Linked DNA regions of Homo sapiens: region 2 is linked to region 1. The links are chromatin loops, found by intact Hi-C in ENCODE. Cell type or tissue: OCI-LY7. All regions are shown on one strand. Links, peaks and the distances in the headings refer to the core of each region. The heading gives the core; the rest is flanking DNA. Region 1 has its middle 10 kb from the start of MC5R. Region 2 has its middle 47 kb from the start of ZNF519.

Region 1 (2,919 bases), core at 279-2,778:
TGGTTCAGAGGTGAATCAAATTCCTAGGTTACTTCCAGCCCTCTGCTCGGCTACACGCCATGATGGCCCATCTTCATGCTGGAAGAGGATGGCTTTGTAGTCCCTGGAGTTCGTGCACACTTGGTGACTCCCGAAGGAAGAAGAGGACTGTCATCATATAGCTCTGGAAGGAACCATCCCCAGAAACCCCTCAGCAGGCTCCTTTTGTATTGATCAGAATCAGCAAAACCTTGTGGGTGGGCTGGTGGGGGTCGGAGGTGCGTTGGCTTTCTCGGAGGTGGGCGGTGGTAGGGGGAATGGATCCCTGAACACAACCTAGAAGCTGGAAGGAAAACACAGGGAACCCATAAAACCCCCCATAAGAGCAGACCGAGACTTTGCTGTGGAAGATTCCTATCCCAAAGCTAATAGCATCAGTGCACTTGATTTCCATCTCGTTCTCACAGCCTTTTATGAACATCACTGAAAAGGCTGGGCAAGACGAAACCTGTGAAGAAGGAAGATCTCCATGGCTGCCCTTAGCGTGGAATGTGTTCTTCACACCCTTACAAACAGCTTTCAAGTGTTCAGCCTGTGGAGTTGAAGCAGGTACTGTTAGATCTGAGCTGATCTGTTTTGGGGGCGTGTGTACTTATGTTGTTCTGCCGACCCTGAATGCAAGAACACCTGCTCTGATGTGTGCATCGTTTGTAGCAGGCATTGTCCTTTAATATCTGAGACATGTAGCAAAGCATCATCTCATATCAGGATGTGTCCCTGGGTCTTTGTGAATGTCTACACTTGGTTCAGCCAAGAGGTTTATTTGGAAAGTGTCAACATGAGCTTTGTTTTTGGCAATTTGTTGGTTGGCCTTTCAAAATTCTCACATTCCTGTGCAAAGGTAGACACTGCAGTATCTGATCCATCTGTGAAATTTAAGCCTAAGAACAATCATGAGCTGCTGAAAATTGCAACATCAGTAATCCCAAAAGTTCCAAATATACCAGTCTGAAGCTGTGATGAATAATAATTTTGTTATGGCTAATGAGACCCACACATTGACAGATATGCAGCAGGCTTTTGTTCTGTTATTTCTATCTTGGTTAAGATAGAATAAAAGTTTTCAGCATATGAATTCTACAGCTGCCCTCCTTAATTACCAGAGCCTAATGTTGTAATGTTTCTTCTGAATATTGGATGTTGGTACAATAGACTTTCATGGGGCAGCTGAGGTAGTGCCATCTATGATCAGGAGAGGGCAGCAAAGAGCCACATGAGTCACAACTCTCTGGGCTGGGTCTGCCCAGGAATCAATTAAGGCAATGTAGGAAGCCAGGGAGAAAATCCCTGCTTGAGTTGATACCAGCTAAAATTGAAGGTGGTAAGAGTTGAAGCAGAGGCAAATGCGTGTTGATTGCAACAAAGTTGGAGTTAAACGGCGCTAGATTCTAGAGGGATTGACTGTGTCAGCAGGGGCTCGAATTTCTGGAGGAGAACCCAGTGAGCAAAGCAAAAGCTAGCAGATTTGAGTAGGATAGGAGTCAGGCCCATTGGGGTGGGCCAAAGAGTTTTGCAAGGTTATCCATACTGACACATTGCTGAGAGATGCAGCTTTTTTCTTTTAAAAATAATGTTTATAGCTTACCATTACAAATATAAAATATATTTATTGTAGAAGATCGGAAACCAGAGAAAAGTATGCAGAAGAAAATAAAATTCATCAATAATTGTACCAACCAGAGGTAACAATTTTGGTTATCTGTGGTCTGTTTGCTTTGATTATAAAAGTCCTATCTGTTGTTTTCCATCAATCATCTATCTACATAAACAAAATTGGGATCATACATTTAGCCATAGGCCGCCAATATCATTCCCTGCTGATATGTAAAAATTTTAAAAACCATGTGTGCAATTTTCCATCAGATGGGTGCACCACTAAGCATTCTGTATGCCTTGTCCAATCTTAAAGGGACTAGGGTCACCTTGGAACTTTGCACTGTCTGATGTCAAACTTCATTATGCTCCAGGTCAGGCATCATAAAATTAATAAATTCAAAGTTTGGGAAAACAGGGAAAAACAATGCCCTAATCCATTTTCATTTTTATTTCCCACTGGCCTTTGTCCAAATGCATAAATATTCTAACATGATTACAATCATAATGTACATTTGCATCTTATTATATTGTAAACATTTTAAAGCTGATTAATGATTTTCTTTTTTTTTTTCCGAGATGGAGTCTTGCTCTGTCACCCAGGCTGGAGTGCAATGGTGCAATCTCGGCTCACTGCAACTTCTGCTTCCCGGGTTCAAGTGATTCTTGTGCCTCAGCCTGCCAAGTAGCTGGGATTACAGGTGCGCGCCACCATGCCAGGCTAATTTTTGTATTTTCAGTAGAGATGGGGTTTCACCACATTGCCCACACTGGTCTGAACTCCTGACCTCAGGTAATCCACCTGCCTCAGCCTCCCAAAGTGCTGGGATTACAGGCGTGAGCCACTGTGCCTGGCCTTGAGTTTCATAATTTTTAATGACTGGGTAATAGTCCTCTCAGTAGACATAATTATTTAATTTGTCATTATCCTATTGTTACTTTTTTTGAAATTATGAATAATTCTGCGATGACTGTCTTCATCATGATAGCTTTATCCTTCATTTGGACTACTTCCTTAGATAAAGTCTCAGCAGGGGGTAATAGGGTCTGCTTAAACTGTAGCAGTAATGTAAATATCAATTGCTTGCCTTAGTTTCTGGGAGTGGATTTACATTCAGTCTGTTATTGAGTACCTTTAAAAAAAACTTTTTTTTTTTTTTTTCAGAGGCAGGGTCTATCTGTGTCACTCAGGCTGGAATGCAGTGGTGTGCCCGTAGCTCACTGCTGCCTCAAACTCCTGGGCTCGTGCAATCCTCCCGCCTCAGCCTCCTGAGTAGCTGGGGCTAC
Region 2 (2,919 bases), core at 235-2,734, 370 kb after region 1:
TCTGTGGGACTGCGGCTGGCCTCGCTGGCTCGCCTCGCTGCGGTGGGTGGCAGCAGCGGACACTGCAGCCGGCCAGAGCGTAGAAAGGCGATTGGGTAGGTGCGCTATCCGGGGCTATACTGCCCGAGGCCGGGGGCCGGTAGGGGTGTTATTCCGGGCGTCACTACTTTAGGTGTGCTATGCCGGGCTGCGCTGCCCGCAGCAGCGGTGGGGGCGGGTTGGGGGCACTATCCTGGGCTGTATTGCCAGCAGCAGTAGGGCTGGTTGGGGGCCCTATTGTGTGCTACACTGCCCGCCACAGGGGACGGGTTAGGGCCGCTACTGTGGTTACACTGCCGGCGGCGCCGGGGTGGGGGGATTGGTCGGGGTGCTGACTGGGGTGGGGGGTGGTTTGGGGGCTGCACCGCCCGCGGCGGGGGACTTGTTGGGGGCGCTATCTGGGGCTGCAATGCCCCCCGCAGGGGATAGGTTAGGGGCCTCCGGTGGTACACTGCAGGTGGGGGGGGCGGGAAAGGGGGAGTACAGGGAGGTGATTGGACGGGGTGGTTTCGGGCGCTATCGCGGGCCGGACTGCTCATGATAGAGGGGGGCGTTGGGTGCTCTATTGGGGGCTACACTGCCAGCGGCAAGGGGCAGTTTGGGGGCGATACCCCACCGGTGGCAGGTGGGGAGGTGTGGTGGGTTGTGGACATCATTAGGGGGCTGTACTGTGGTCAGTGGGAGCGAGTTAGGGGAGCTATCAGCTGCTGCACTGCCTGTGGCGGGGGTCAGGTTTGGTGCGCTATCGGGACCATATTCTCGGTAGTGGCATACGGGTTAGGGGAGCTGTCGGGGGCTAAGCTGTCCACGGGGGACTGCGGGTTGGGTGCGCTATCCAGGGCATCATACCCCGCGGCTGGGGGATGGTTGGGGGTGCTATCCGCTATCTGGGACGGCACTGCCCATCGTGGGGAGCGGGTTGGGGGCCTTAAGGATCCTTGGCTGCACTATTCACACGGCGGGGATCAGGTTGCAGTGCTTTCTGGGGCGTCACTGCCCGCGGCGGGGGGGTTGGTTGGGGGTCCAATCCGTGGCTGCATGGCCCACGGCAGGGGGCAGGTTGGGGGAGTTATCTGGTGCTGCAACGTCTGAGGCGGGGACGGGTTGGGGGCGCTATTGGGTTTCTACACTGCAGCTGTGAGGGGAGGGTGTTAGGGGCGCTATCCCGGGTCCAACAGCTGGCGGCGGGTTAGGGGCGCTATCAGGGGGTGCCCTGCAGGTGGCGGCAGAGGTTTCAGCAACACCAGTGGCCTACAAAGAAGGAGCCTTCCTCCTCTCCCCAGACTCCAGACTCTAGAGGGCGACCTCCTCCTGCTCCTGCTCCTGGAGCGCAGCGAGCGCACAGCGTTTCCGCAGGAATCCTGAGAATGGCAAGGCCCCCATACCCGCGGTGGTTCCCAGGCCCGCCCCCTCTCGCAGCTGCAGCCCCACCTGCCAGCGCGTGCCACCTCCGAGCGACTTCCGGGACCCGGGCGGCCACCGCGGTGCAGGCGCGCGCCCAACGGCTTTGCGAGGCTCACTCGGTCTGAGAGGTCGGAGGCTGCGAGTGTCGCTGCTGAAGGCTGTGGTGGACTGGGCTGGATCGCGGATTTTGGATTAGATAATAGATTTGGGATCGCGGATTGGGGGTTGGATCGCGGATTTGGGGTTGGATCGGGGATTTGGGGTTGGATAGGGGATTTGGGGCTGGGTCGGCGGGGGCGTGGGGGGAGGTGAAAAGGTAACAGGGAGCTGCCCCCTCTCAAGAGCCGGTAGTTGGGAGTCTGAGAAGTCACCACCATGAAGTTGTTCGGCTTCAGGAGCCGCAGGGGCCAGACGGTCCTGGGCTCCATAGACCACCTCTACACGGGTTCCGGGTACCGAATCCGGTACTCGGAACTGCAGAAGATCCACAAGGCAGCTGTCAAGGGCGACGCTGCGGAGATGGAGCGCTGTCTGGCGCGCAGGAGCGGAGACCTTGACGCCCTGGACAAGCAGCACAGGTAGCGAGGGCTCAGCCCGGGGTGGCAGGGGGTCCCCAGGTCCGGCTTTCTGGCAGCCCCTGGGACGGGGGCCTTGGAGGTCGCCGGGCACCCTCTGAGCGGCGGAGCCAAACGGACCCTCAGCTGTTTTCCATCCCTCATAATTCCCTGGCTGGAGCAGTTGGTGGAGAATTTGAGTGATTTAACTCACAAAGTTAAGCATATACGGTGTTGATAATTTTAACGTACACGTTTAAAACATGGTTTATATACATTATAGGAGGTGCCTAATGAGAGAACTCATTCCCCTATCAAAAATGCCGTGAGTTATTTTCAGTAGGCGAAAAGTTCTCAGATAAAACTGTCCGTTTTACATCCGTATCCCCCTGTGTAGGTAGGTTCTTTACTGAAGGTTCTTAGAGAGAAACTTGGAAGTGGGAGGTGGGTTCTGTGTTCTTGAATGGGAAGACACATTTTCCTCAGAATGTGAGCTCTTTCTGTGTTTATCAATTTTACATAGACAGAATGAAAATATCAAGGTTTTAACATTTTTGTATGACACCTGCTGTCTTTCACTATTGTGATGACATTTAAAAAAATTTCATAATGGAGTGAAAAAACACTTGCTGCTCTAGATATCAAAATGTGCTATTAATTTCTACAATTAATTGTTTACTAACAGCTGAAAAGACAAACGCATAGAACAGAATAGGCAACCCAGAAACACTGAAATTATGTAAGATATACGTAAGGATTAATGAGTAGGAAAGGATGAATTATTAATGAAAAAATGTCTGCTGTTTGAAGAAAACTAATGAAATTTTATGTCACAAACATGAGTTCCTGATGGAATACAGATTGAAATTTTTACATATGAAAATGAGTAAAGTACCGGAAGAAAACACAAACGCTTATTTTA

What was found. A loop is a pair of places that touch in the nucleus more often than their neighbours do. Peaks named below come from ENCODE experiments on the same cell type or tissue, not always from the same donor. Only the 100,000 strongest peaks of a DNase experiment are listed, where the experiment ranks them.
Region 2: it touches region 1 in a loop (3-fold over the local background); 1 of 110 quality-filtered maps calls a loop at or near these places.

Annotation. Positions count from the first base shown.
Region 1 is chr18:13,812,222-13,815,140 of GRCh38, forward strand. No RefSeq gene overlaps it. Among named protein-coding and RNA genes, the nearest start is that of MC5R, 10 kb to the right of the region's middle. In OCI-LY7, for the core only: CTCF peaks have their summits at 1,225 (motif pointing right) and 1,426; a DNase peak (open chromatin) is centred at 1,260.
Region 2 is chr18:14,177,577-14,180,495 of GRCh38, forward strand. It overlaps the pseudogene ANKRD20A5P. Among named protein-coding and RNA genes, the nearest start is that of ZNF519, 47 kb to the left of the region's middle. In OCI-LY7, for the core only: CTCF peaks have their summits at 1,211 (motif pointing right) and 1,422; DNase peaks (open chromatin) are centred at 1,415 and 1,875; H3K4me3 peaks cover 1,727 bases; H3K27ac peaks cover 453 bases.